Regions from separate parts of the Mus musculus genome. Here region 1 is linked to region 2. A link is a loop called in an ENCODE intact Hi-C map of the cell type or tissue named here. Cell type or tissue: left cerebral cortex. All regions are shown on one strand. Each heading gives the region's core, and the rest is flanking DNA. Links, peaks and the distances in the headings are about the cores only.

Region 1 (5,385 bases), core at 328-5,327, 75 kb before region 2:
GTCTCAATAAGTAGCACTATAAGTAGTCTCACTGGTCCACTAGGTTGGGCTTGTTAAGGTAGAATCATTGCTTTGGTCTGTTGTCAATTTCCCTTCTCTGGTGAGTAAACATCTATCTTCTGACCCCAAGAGCATCTCCAATTGGTGTTGTCCAACTGACCCCAACAGCATCTCTAATTGGCCCTGCCCAACTAAGCTTAAGGGTGAAAAAGTACATGTGGCCTCAAACATCTAAGTGGTATGATAGTCTGTTAGGAACCTGATATGTCACTCTCAATGGCTCTTGTTGTCGAAAGGAGCTGTGCTCATGTTCAAGGTTCTTTCAATCGGGAAGGATGACAACTAAGAGGTGGCCAATGAATCACTCTTAGTCACCATCTAGAAGATGAAGTTAGCTGCATTAGAAATTCATAACATTCAGCATGGGTGATTTTAAAACACGGTTGAGACCAGTGATTCCACTCTGATCTGACTGAACAAAATTTGAGCAGCCACAGAACTCCTGGCAGACAGAGTGAGAACAAAGGAGCTGTTTGATCTGTCTCTGGACAGAGAGTTTCTAAAGATCTGTGCTATTTTAAAAATCAATAAATTATTTTAAATAAAGCAAAGGCTGAGATTAGAGAGATTGCAGGAGCTCCTTGGTGTACTGAGAATGTGTGTGCTTGATTCTTGCAGCATGACCTTACGGAGAATGAGTTTGTGTGCTACCATAGGGGTCAGTGACAAAGCAATGCAAAACACTTTCAGGTTAGCCCTAAAGGCAGCCAAAAGATATCCTATATGACATTTCATTAATTAGAAAGTTCTAGAATCTATAGCTTCTTTTGTCCCTCAATTTCATTTTTACGCTAGAAACTGGCCCTGATTTTCAGGGTTAATATGTATAACACGATGGGTTTCTTAGAATTAGAACTTATCTCAATAACCAATTAGTATCCATTGTTCTTATAATGTTTAGGAGAAAACAAATTACTTTCAGCCCCACAGGTCTTCTGCTACAAATGTCAACTTTTACATATACTTAGCATAGTTTAGAATGCAAATACCACAGGTTAATATTTAATGGGATACTGATTTAATGGAAACCCTGAAACATATATCCAGAGGACTTGAAGACTTTTCAGCCTGGAACTACCCAGGGGAGCCCTCTACTACCTAAAGGACTGTTGGGGGACAAGTAAGAATGGCAGGATCTATAGTGCGGAGTGTAATGCCTGGCCAGAAGGTCACAGAAGGGCTCTGCTACAGATTACTAATTAGGGATTGAAGTGCATCTCCTTAACCGGAAATGTGTTCTTTACTGTTAACTGTGAGTGAGCAGGTGCTCTGAAAGCGCCCACTGGGACAGAGTAGGAACAAGGGAAAAGAGTACTTTCCCGATAGGATAAGATCTATGGGGTCAGGGGTCCTACATCTTTATACTGTCTCATCAAAAGCCTTCACTTGGGTCAGAGAGGTAGATTTGTTAGTAAAATGCCTGTTATACAATCAGGAAGGCCTGAGTTCACGTTCCAACATTCACAGAAAAAGTGGTGGCACGCACTGGTAATCCCCATACTGAAAAGTGCAGATAGAAGCATCCCTGGGACTTGGCAGACACCTTACAAGCCTAGTTGTCACATCTCAGGTCTCAACAAAAGACCTTATTTCATAAACGAGGTAGACAGTTACTGAAGAGCAATACCCAGTGTTGACCTCTGGCCTCTACACACATGTGCACATACACACACACAGAGAGAGAGAGAGAGAGAGAGAGAGAGAGAGAGAGAGAGAGAGAGAGAGAGAGAGAGAGAGAGCTTAATTCGAACAGCAGGCACACTGCTGGCTTCATAGCTGACCCACGGTAGAACTTTTCATATCTGCAAGTGTAAGTGACTCATTCTAAAGGACAAAGGACAGCATTCCATCCCTCTCTCCACAAAGCCCAGAAGACAAGCTTCCAAGCAACAGATGTAGCTCCTTCAACCACTCAGAAGCATCTGGTGTGAGGAACACAAGCTGGCAAGGCAGAAGCTATTCTTGAGATAATTCTGTTTTGAGACATCTCTACATAGATTTTTAAAGCACCCATCTTCATGTCCACAATGCTTTTGTTCCAACAGAATTACAGCCAAATTTTACTTCAACAGCTGTGTACAATACATACTTATAGGAATTTTTAAAAATCACCCTCTATTTCCATTTTTCCCTGCTACTCAGTTCTTTGGTGTGGGTATGGATGGTATTACAATCTGGTGGAGGGGGTTGGAGATGAACAGAGTTAATGGTAGTTAATCTCTCTGGAGGCTGACTAGGGTTGAGAGCTTTCCCCTCACTGAACACCATATTCTTCTTCCAGACTGAAGGTCAGAACACTTCTACTGTAGTATTTAGTTTTTCCAAGCCATAGTTTCTGGGGAAAGTCTTAAATTTACACATAAGCATCTAAGATCAATATTTAAATAATTGGATATTAAATTATTCCAGTCAAGCACAATAGGTTAAAACCAGGTGACTACTCGGATCTACCCAATAGGCTGATAGCAGGATGAACCCTGTTCTAAACAATGAGTATTCCCATAGGGTTCTGTAGCTTGGTATATAACCATTGCTCTAATCAGCTTCAACTGTAAAATTGTCACAGCTTAGAGTCATCTGAGAAGGGAGTACCAATTGTGGGACTTCCCTGATCAAATTGGCCTGTGGAGATATTTGTTGCTTTTGAATTAATGTGGATGGAGCCATTCCCTGAGGTTGTACTTGACCATATAAGAAACCTAGCTGGGTGAGCCCTGGAGGGAGCCAATAGGCAGCGTCTTTTGTGATTTCTGTTTAATTTCTGTCCTGACTTCCCTTATGATGAATGGTAACCTGAAAGTATATGCCAGATAAATGCTCCTCCTATAGGTTGCTTTTGGTCATGTTATTTGTCTCAGCAACAGAGTGTGATTAGAACATCCTAGTTATCCTTTGTTTCATATGATCTAAGCCTCCCCAATGGTCAGCTTGCTATATAAGAAGCTGTAAACTGAGTTTTAGAAACAAACATGCCAAGGATCAGGAAACTCAAGCTACGTGAACAAACCCCCAGACAAAGCTGTTTATGAGGTCAGAGGAAGAGCTCTGGCACCTACTCCACAAGCAAAGAATGCATGGCATAACACTTTCAACTTAGAGACACGTGTCTCCCCACAGGTGTAAAATGTTTCCAGGAGTGAGAAGCTTCCATACTGGTATGACTGGTATTCAGAATCACTGACAGAAACACATCTCTCTGAGGAAGGGAATCATCTACATGGGATGAGAATGTCTTTCCTTATGGTATTACTTGGAGTATTGCTAGAAGCAGGAGGCAGAATGTCAACTCAAACAGACAAACACAAGGAGAGAGGGGATAGCTAACATGTCTGGAAGGGTTAGGGACAGGCAGGAGTCAGTATGACAGGGTCCAGAAATTAAAAATCTGTACCTTTTTGGTTGAGTCTTTCCCTTCACACTGTTCTTTGCCACTACCCACTATGTTGGTTCCCCTTTCTGGAAGGTTCTGTCCATTCAGGGTCCTTCAGTGCAGTGGTTAACATTGATTGTCAACTTGACATGATCCAATACCACCAAAGCCTCTAGCCTCAAGCCTCAAGGCAGGCTCTATAGGATTCTGTCAATTAGGTTAAGTGAGGCGAAAGGACCCACTCTGAATTCGGGAAGCACCATCCATGGCCTGGGGGTCTTGACTGCACAAAATGAAAAGCAGAGCTGAGCATGGGCACTCATCCCTCTCTGCTTCCTGACTGGGGATGCGGTGTGAGAGCTGCCTCAGCTCCTGCCCCCATGCTTCCCCAACCCTGGTGGATGTGCTGTACCCTCAAGCCTGAGCCAAAATGGACCTTCCTTCTTTAACTTGCTTTTTTGCCTTATGTTTGCCTTATGTCTCACAGTGATGAGAAAAGGAACTGATGTGCTAGCAGAAAGAGAAGAAGCTTCCCTTCCAAGGCAGCTATCATGGGCTCAGAACAGCCCATATGCACACCTGTGTGAAACACATCAGCCAAGGTTGAAGCAATGTGCCAGAGCTTTGAGTATATCCCAGGGGCCCTGACGAGATGGACTCAACCCTGCTCCAGACATATGGACTAATGTGGAGACAGTTTTGCTTCCTAAATGACAGGTGTACTTTCTGCCCTAGAGGGAGGAAGATGGATTCTGCTTGCAAATTTTTACAAATATTCAACATAAAAGGTAAAAAACAAAAATCAGCATCAATAACTAGCCAGTTAGTGCAAAATCATCTCACAGAGATAAATTATCCAATAACTTTACAGATCTCCAGTCAGCTAATTTTTAAAAAGATGTATTTCAAAATTACACATAGTTGGATGGAGATAAGGTATACCCAAGCTTAGACATCTGTAGAAACTAGAAATAGGCCCCACAAGATCTGGAGTTACAGGTGCTTGTGAGCTGCCTGACATGGGTGCTGATGTGGGTGCTGAGGTTAGAACTTGGGTTCTCAGCAAGAACCGCTTGAGCTCTTAGCTACCCAACTATCTCTCCATCTCTGAGACAGATTAAGAAAAATCAATGAGACACTCAGTGCTCATGTGGCGATGTCTTCACATCCCTGTATCTTGGTAGCTCTGAACTTGAATTTTGATGCTGTTTTAGCTTTTGAGTTGAGCTTTCCAAGGAATGGTGTGACTTCCTCATCTCACATGTGGTGGCCATCCCTGTTCACTGGCCTTTCTGCAACACAAACAACAGAAAGATAAAGATATTAATGTCCTGCTCTCACTTGAACAAATAAGTGGTTGTGCTGTGTAGTAAGATTGGATAAAACCTGGCCAATCACATTAGAAATAGATATTTAAAGATGGTTGTAGTGGTACATCCCTATGGTCCCAGCACTCAGGAGGCTGAGGCAAGAGGATCAGGTATTTGAGGCCAGCATGTGTAACATGGTGAGGTTTTGTCTCAGATATCAGATGAAAGAAGAAAGGAAGAGATGAAGGGAGGGATGGAGACTGAAAGAGGTGGGGGACAGTAAAGGACAGACAGACAGACACAGAGGGAGAAGGAAAGAGATTTTAATTCCACTTTTTTTTTTGTTTAGAAGATGAAAACAAATCTGGAGTGAGTTGATCATCTCATAGTTGTGAAGCATCTATAGGATGCCAGGATTATCCATCTACCTGCCGGTTCTTGCAGCCTGAAACAACACCTATCCATCCCTATGTGCTACAATTACAAAGTGGCTCTGGGTTTGCTGGGAAATGCTAGGGAACCTGGACCACAGACACTTGAGACTGGAGTTCCATGGGCTGGAATGGAAAATGGCTCAGGATCCTACACACTTTCAGCTGTCTGTGAGGTGTGACACTCTCAAGTCTTGTACTCAGCATCCTCAGG
Region 2 (5,385 bases), core at 200-5,199:
TGAGGATATAAAAGAAGAAACTGTCCACGGGGCACTCAGAAAGCAAAGAAAGAGAGGAAGATATGACAGTCCCACTATCCTTTCAGAGCATACCCTCAGTATAAGAACCTGCTTCCCAAGGATTCTACCATCTCCCAAGAATGCAAATATAAGGACCCAGCCTTCAACACATGGATTTGGGAAGACATTACATGAAACTATAACAAAGACATTTTATTGAGTGATTACTATGTGGGAGGTATTTTCTAAGTATTTACATGTACAGCTTATGAAATTATCATAGTCTAATAAAAAGTATATATCCTCTAGTGTAATACCCTATTATACAGAGACAGAGAGGGAGACAGAGAGAGACAAAGAGGGAGAAAGGAGACAGAGATAGACAGAGAGAGATAGAGACAGAGAGAGGCCAGACTTGTTGAGAGGCCGCTGAAAGGATATCACATCTGTTCAGGGTTTTGGCAAAATGAAGTGTAGATAAACTTGTCTTGGAGCTGGGAAAGTTTTGCCAAGTATGTTTTGATCCCCAGAGATGCACTGACTAGAAATGTAGGCTAGAACCAGGCTGTCACTTATAGACCTACTGGGTGTGACTCTCAAGACGTGTGGAGAAGGCCATTCACCTAACTTGCAGAGAGATGGGCTACTATGAATCTGCTGAGGAATTTGTGAAGTTGCAGAGATTTCGGGGTTCAACACTCAACCTAGTGGAGGACAGAGGCATCAACTTTACCACATTGCCAGCAAGAGGTCAAGAATGGGTTGTTGAATTTCACTGAACACATTTCTTCTTTTGATAATGGCAAAAACTCCTCAGCATCTTCTCCTTCATCTGGATTTTTGTCTTTAGGGAACTGGTTTTCTCCTCTGGCTGGGACCCAACAGGGTGAAGACAGAGAAAAACATCAAATCAGGGCTTAAGAAGAATCAGCACTGAAAGCCCAGGAAGAGCATAATGAACACACAAGGTCATGAAACAAGGAATTGAAGGAATTCTGAGCCATGGAAATGAAGGCAGAGGACCACTGGAGAAGGAGATGGCCAAGTTATTGGCACCATGGCCAAGTGTGGAAGCCAAATAACCAAATAAATTATCCATACAACTACATATGAATTCCAGTAGACAGACAGACATAGATAAATACAAATATGAATTTCTCAAATAGAAAAAGGTATCATATCAGAGGTAAGAAAACATACAAAATGATGTGCCAAATAATGAAACAGAGAGTAACAAGAACAGCTAATAGTACTATTATAATCATAAACATAAAATATTGATAAAAGATCATGACATCTTAATATTGGTATTTTTCTCTTTCTCTGGTAGAGTGGTAACTTGTATTTACTAATTTTCAAAACTTTAATCAACTGTGTTGACACATTTGGTTATTTGCCTATTTGTATACTGATGTTTGAAAGAGAGACAAACTATAGGATGCTTCCAGGAAGTATGGAAATTTGAAAGTATAAAAGCAGCTAGAACTCATTTTTAATAACACTTAGTAGAAAGGCATATTTTCCAGCATTAATCCACTGCAGAGCAGCACTGGCAATGAACAAACTCTGTCAACCCAAAGATGGCATCAAAGGATCAAATAGACCTAGAAAGTGTCCCAGAGCTTCCTCCATCAAAATCATAAAATTGTCAGGCTGCAGAAAAGCCCTATTGCCAACTCAGCCTCGTGCAACCATGTTAACTCATTCCATGGGGGTCTGACTTCCTCTTTTGGCCTCCAATTGTACTACATGGCTGTGGTACATATCATACAAGAAGGCAAAGTGCTCAGACACATAAATGTCCTAGTTAGGGTTTCTATTGCTGTGATGAAACACCATGACCAAAGCAATGCAGGAAAGAGCTGATTTGGCTTATCACTGTTTGTCATTGAAAGGGGTCAGGACAGGAACTCAGGTAGGGAAGGAACCCGGAGGCAGGAGCTGATGTAGAAGCCATAGAGGACTGCTGCTTATTGGCTTGTTCCTCATGCCTTGCTCAGCCTGCTTTCTGAGAAAACGCAGGACCAATAGCTGAGGGGTGGCCCCAACCACAATGGGATGGGCCCTCCCGAATCAATCACTAATTAAGAAAACACCCTACAGCTGGATCTTATGGAGGCATTTTTTCAACCGAGGTTCCCTCCTTTCAGACAACTCTAGCTTCTGTTGAGTACACATAAAACAAAAAAAAAAAATAACCAATTCTTAAAAACACACACACACACACATAAAAATAAAAACAACCCCACGATGGCATAAGAAGCATGTAGTAATAGGGTGGGGAAAATGTGTTTGTAATTCTCCCGTCTCACTAGGACTCAATCAGAACAGCTTCAAATTCCCAAAACTCCAGGGAAAAGTAGAAAGTAGGCCAAAGAAACTTCACCAAGGGTTATATTCAAATGACCAATAAGCATATGGAAAGGAGCTCAGCTTCATTATCTGATAAAAAGATGCAAATTAGAAACACAATGAGATCCCATTGCACATCTACAAGGAAAGCTAAAACGAAAATAGTAAGTGTTGGCAGGGCTGTGGAGCAGTTGGAGCTCTTACATGCTGCTGATTCAACTGCTGAGGAGAACCCTTTGGTGATATATTTTTAAAGCAAAAAGTGCATGCGATTCATGGTCCTAAATATATATACTCAACAAAATGCTTTACAATGTACACCAAGGGGTGCACCAACATATTCAGAATAGCATTAATCCCAGCAGATAAAAATGAGAATGAAAGCAAATGTGCAATGCCTCTCAAGAGTAGAGTGGATAAATACATCAGATGTATTCCTACAATGGATGCTGTCCAGAAGGGAAAATGGAATAACTACTATCATACTCAACACCAGGATGAGTTTCACAAACATAACGCTGAGTAAAACAAGCCAGACACAGAAGAATATGCCATGTGCTTCCATGTGTGTACAAAGCTCAAAATAGAAAAAACTTAAATCTTTTAAGATCAAAGCCATGGATAAGGATAAGGGTGATGACTGAGACATGCTTAGAGATGCTTGGAGGCCCCTAGGCCTGTTCCACAATCTAAGTTGAGTATTGCTTTCATGAACATTTGATATCTTGTACAAAATCAGGATCCTCTCAAAGAACTGCACCCTGGGCTGGCAAGAGATGACTAGATGACTTAGCAGCTTTCAGAGAACACGAGTGTCCCTAATTCTCCAGTTTATAGGAACCCAATGCCTCCATGGACACTTATACTCCCTTACATTTCACACGCATACACACACACACACACACACACACACACACACACACACATACACACATGACTAAAAATGATAGAAGTAATTTTTAGTAATTTATTCCCTCATACATTGGTATGAAACTAATATATCCAACTATAGTTTTTCTACCCTCCCTCTGCCCCTCACCTCCTTCATCCCACCCACCTCTTCTTTTCCTATCTATTTTTCCTTCATATTCCTTCAGAAAAGGGTTTTTGATTCTGTGAGCTTTCTTGTGGTGTCTTTGACCCAGTCCCTGGCTCCTACAATCCTTCCTGTCCCTCTTCAGCAGAACTCCCCCACATTTGCCTAGTTTTTAGCTGTGAGTCTCTGCATCTGTTTCCATCAGTTGCTGGATAAAGTCTCTCCGATGACAATTGTGTTGTATAGCAGAACATCATTAGGAAACACTCACTGACATTTTTTGCCAGTTATGTTTGGCTCTATCCTAAGTCTATAGGCCATCAGTAATCTGGTTTCTGGTCCCCCAGGCAGTGTCAGGGGTGGGCTCTTTTTCATGGCATGGGTCTCAAGCTGGATCAATCATTGGATAGCCACTCCTGAGATTCCTGTGCCACCTTTACCCCAGCACAACATGTTGGCAGGACAAATTGTAGGTCTAAAATTTTGTGACTGGACTAGTGTCCAAAATCCTCCACTGGAAGTATTGCATTGTTTCAGGAGATAGCTGGTCCAACAGAAGAAAGATAAAAAGAAATATGGTACATTTAAACAATCGGGTATTACTCGGCTATTGAAAACTATATCATTATGAAATTTGCAGGCAAATGGATGGAACTAGAACAAATTGCCCTGAGCAAGGCAACCCAGACACAGAAAGACAAACATAGTGAGTACTCTCATATAAGTGGATATAAATTGTAAAGGATAAATCATGCTATAATCCACAGACCCAGAGAGGCTAAGTAATATAGAGAGCTTAAATGGGGAAGCATGGGTCTCCCTGGGTAGGGGAAATAAAATAGATAGTGCAGGGAGACTCAGGAATATAGGGGGGATCCGGTGGGAGGAGGATGGAGGAAGAGAGTGTGGGAAAAACAACTGGAATTAGGGTTTAGTAATTTAAAAAAAAAGTATGGTTTTTTTCTAAGTATGCATTCTTACTATTTTAAAAATAATTAAAAACAATGTCATATGAGTGTGATATCTCCACCTTCAAAAGGTAGAGAAAAAAAGATTCCTGTAAGAAGCTGTCTAGTGAGACTCATTGAGTTGGCAAGCTCTGATTAAGAGATAATGAAGGAGTTAGAAGCATAATTGGGGAAGTTTCTTTTCATGTATCTCACCTCTCTAGATGGATGCACACACTCGTGTGAGTCCACACATCAACACACATATACACATAAACACATGAAAGAAAAAATAAACAAAATAAATTGGTGAGTGTTCTCAGATAGAGGATGAGGTAAAAACCATGACAACAGCAACTGCTTCCTGAGCAGAAAGGGGAATACTCCAGAAAGTGTGAGGAAAAGGAAACCAGGACCTCAGAACTATCTTTCCCTGGGTCACATTGCTGCAAATGGTCTGTTCCCAGAGGGAACAGACCATTTGTTCACTTATCCATCCAAGCATCCACCCACTTATCCATTTACCTGTCCATGCATGAATTCATCCATCCATTCATGCACCCATCCAGCCATGCATCCATTAATCCACTCATAAATGGAAAAATCCATGAATCCGTCCATCCATCTTTCATCCATCCAACCATCTATCCATCTATCTATCTATCTATCTATCTATCTATCTATATATATATATATATATATATATATCCATCCATCCATCCATCCATCTATGCACCCATCTAGCCATGCATCCATTGATCCACTCATGCATGCATCTATCTATCCACCCATCCACCCATTCATTCCATTCATCTATCCTTCCAGACACCCACCCACACACTCATCATTTCAGTCTTCTATCTGTCCATACATCCAGAGTTCATCCATTCATCATCTGCAGACCACTAGCCTGGAACCCACGTCAATCCTTTTGCCTCAGTCAAGTTCTGAGATTATAGGCATATGCCATCACCACCATGTCCAACTTACATTCTGCTTTTAAAAACATATTTTCTATTTTGTACCCTAATTTAATGCAGTGAATAAATC

What was found. A loop is a pair of places that touch in the nucleus more often than their neighbours do. Peaks named below come from ENCODE experiments on the same cell type or tissue, not always from the same donor. Only the 100,000 strongest peaks of a DNase experiment are listed, where the experiment ranks them.
Region 1: it touches region 2 in a loop (2.8-fold over the local background); 2 of 42 quality-filtered maps call a loop at or near these places.

What each region holds. Positions count from the first base shown.
Region 1 is chr11:56,715,193-56,720,577 of GRCm38, forward strand. It overlaps Gm39826 (a long non-coding RNA gene), which reads right to left. Exons shown (of 2, transcript XR_879875.1): 2 at 4,315-4,722. Among named protein-coding and RNA genes, the nearest start is that of Gm39826, 8.8 kb to the right of the region's middle. In left cerebral cortex, for the core only: a CTCF peak has its summit at 2,213; a DNase peak (open chromatin) is centred at 1,990.
Region 2 is chr11:56,790,350-56,795,734 of GRCm38, forward strand. No RefSeq gene overlaps it. Among named protein-coding and RNA genes, the nearest start is that of Gm39826, 66 kb to the left of the region's middle. In left cerebral cortex, for the core only: no CTCF peak of the experiment used is centred there; a DNase peak (open chromatin) is centred at 2,562; H3K27ac peaks cover 467 bases.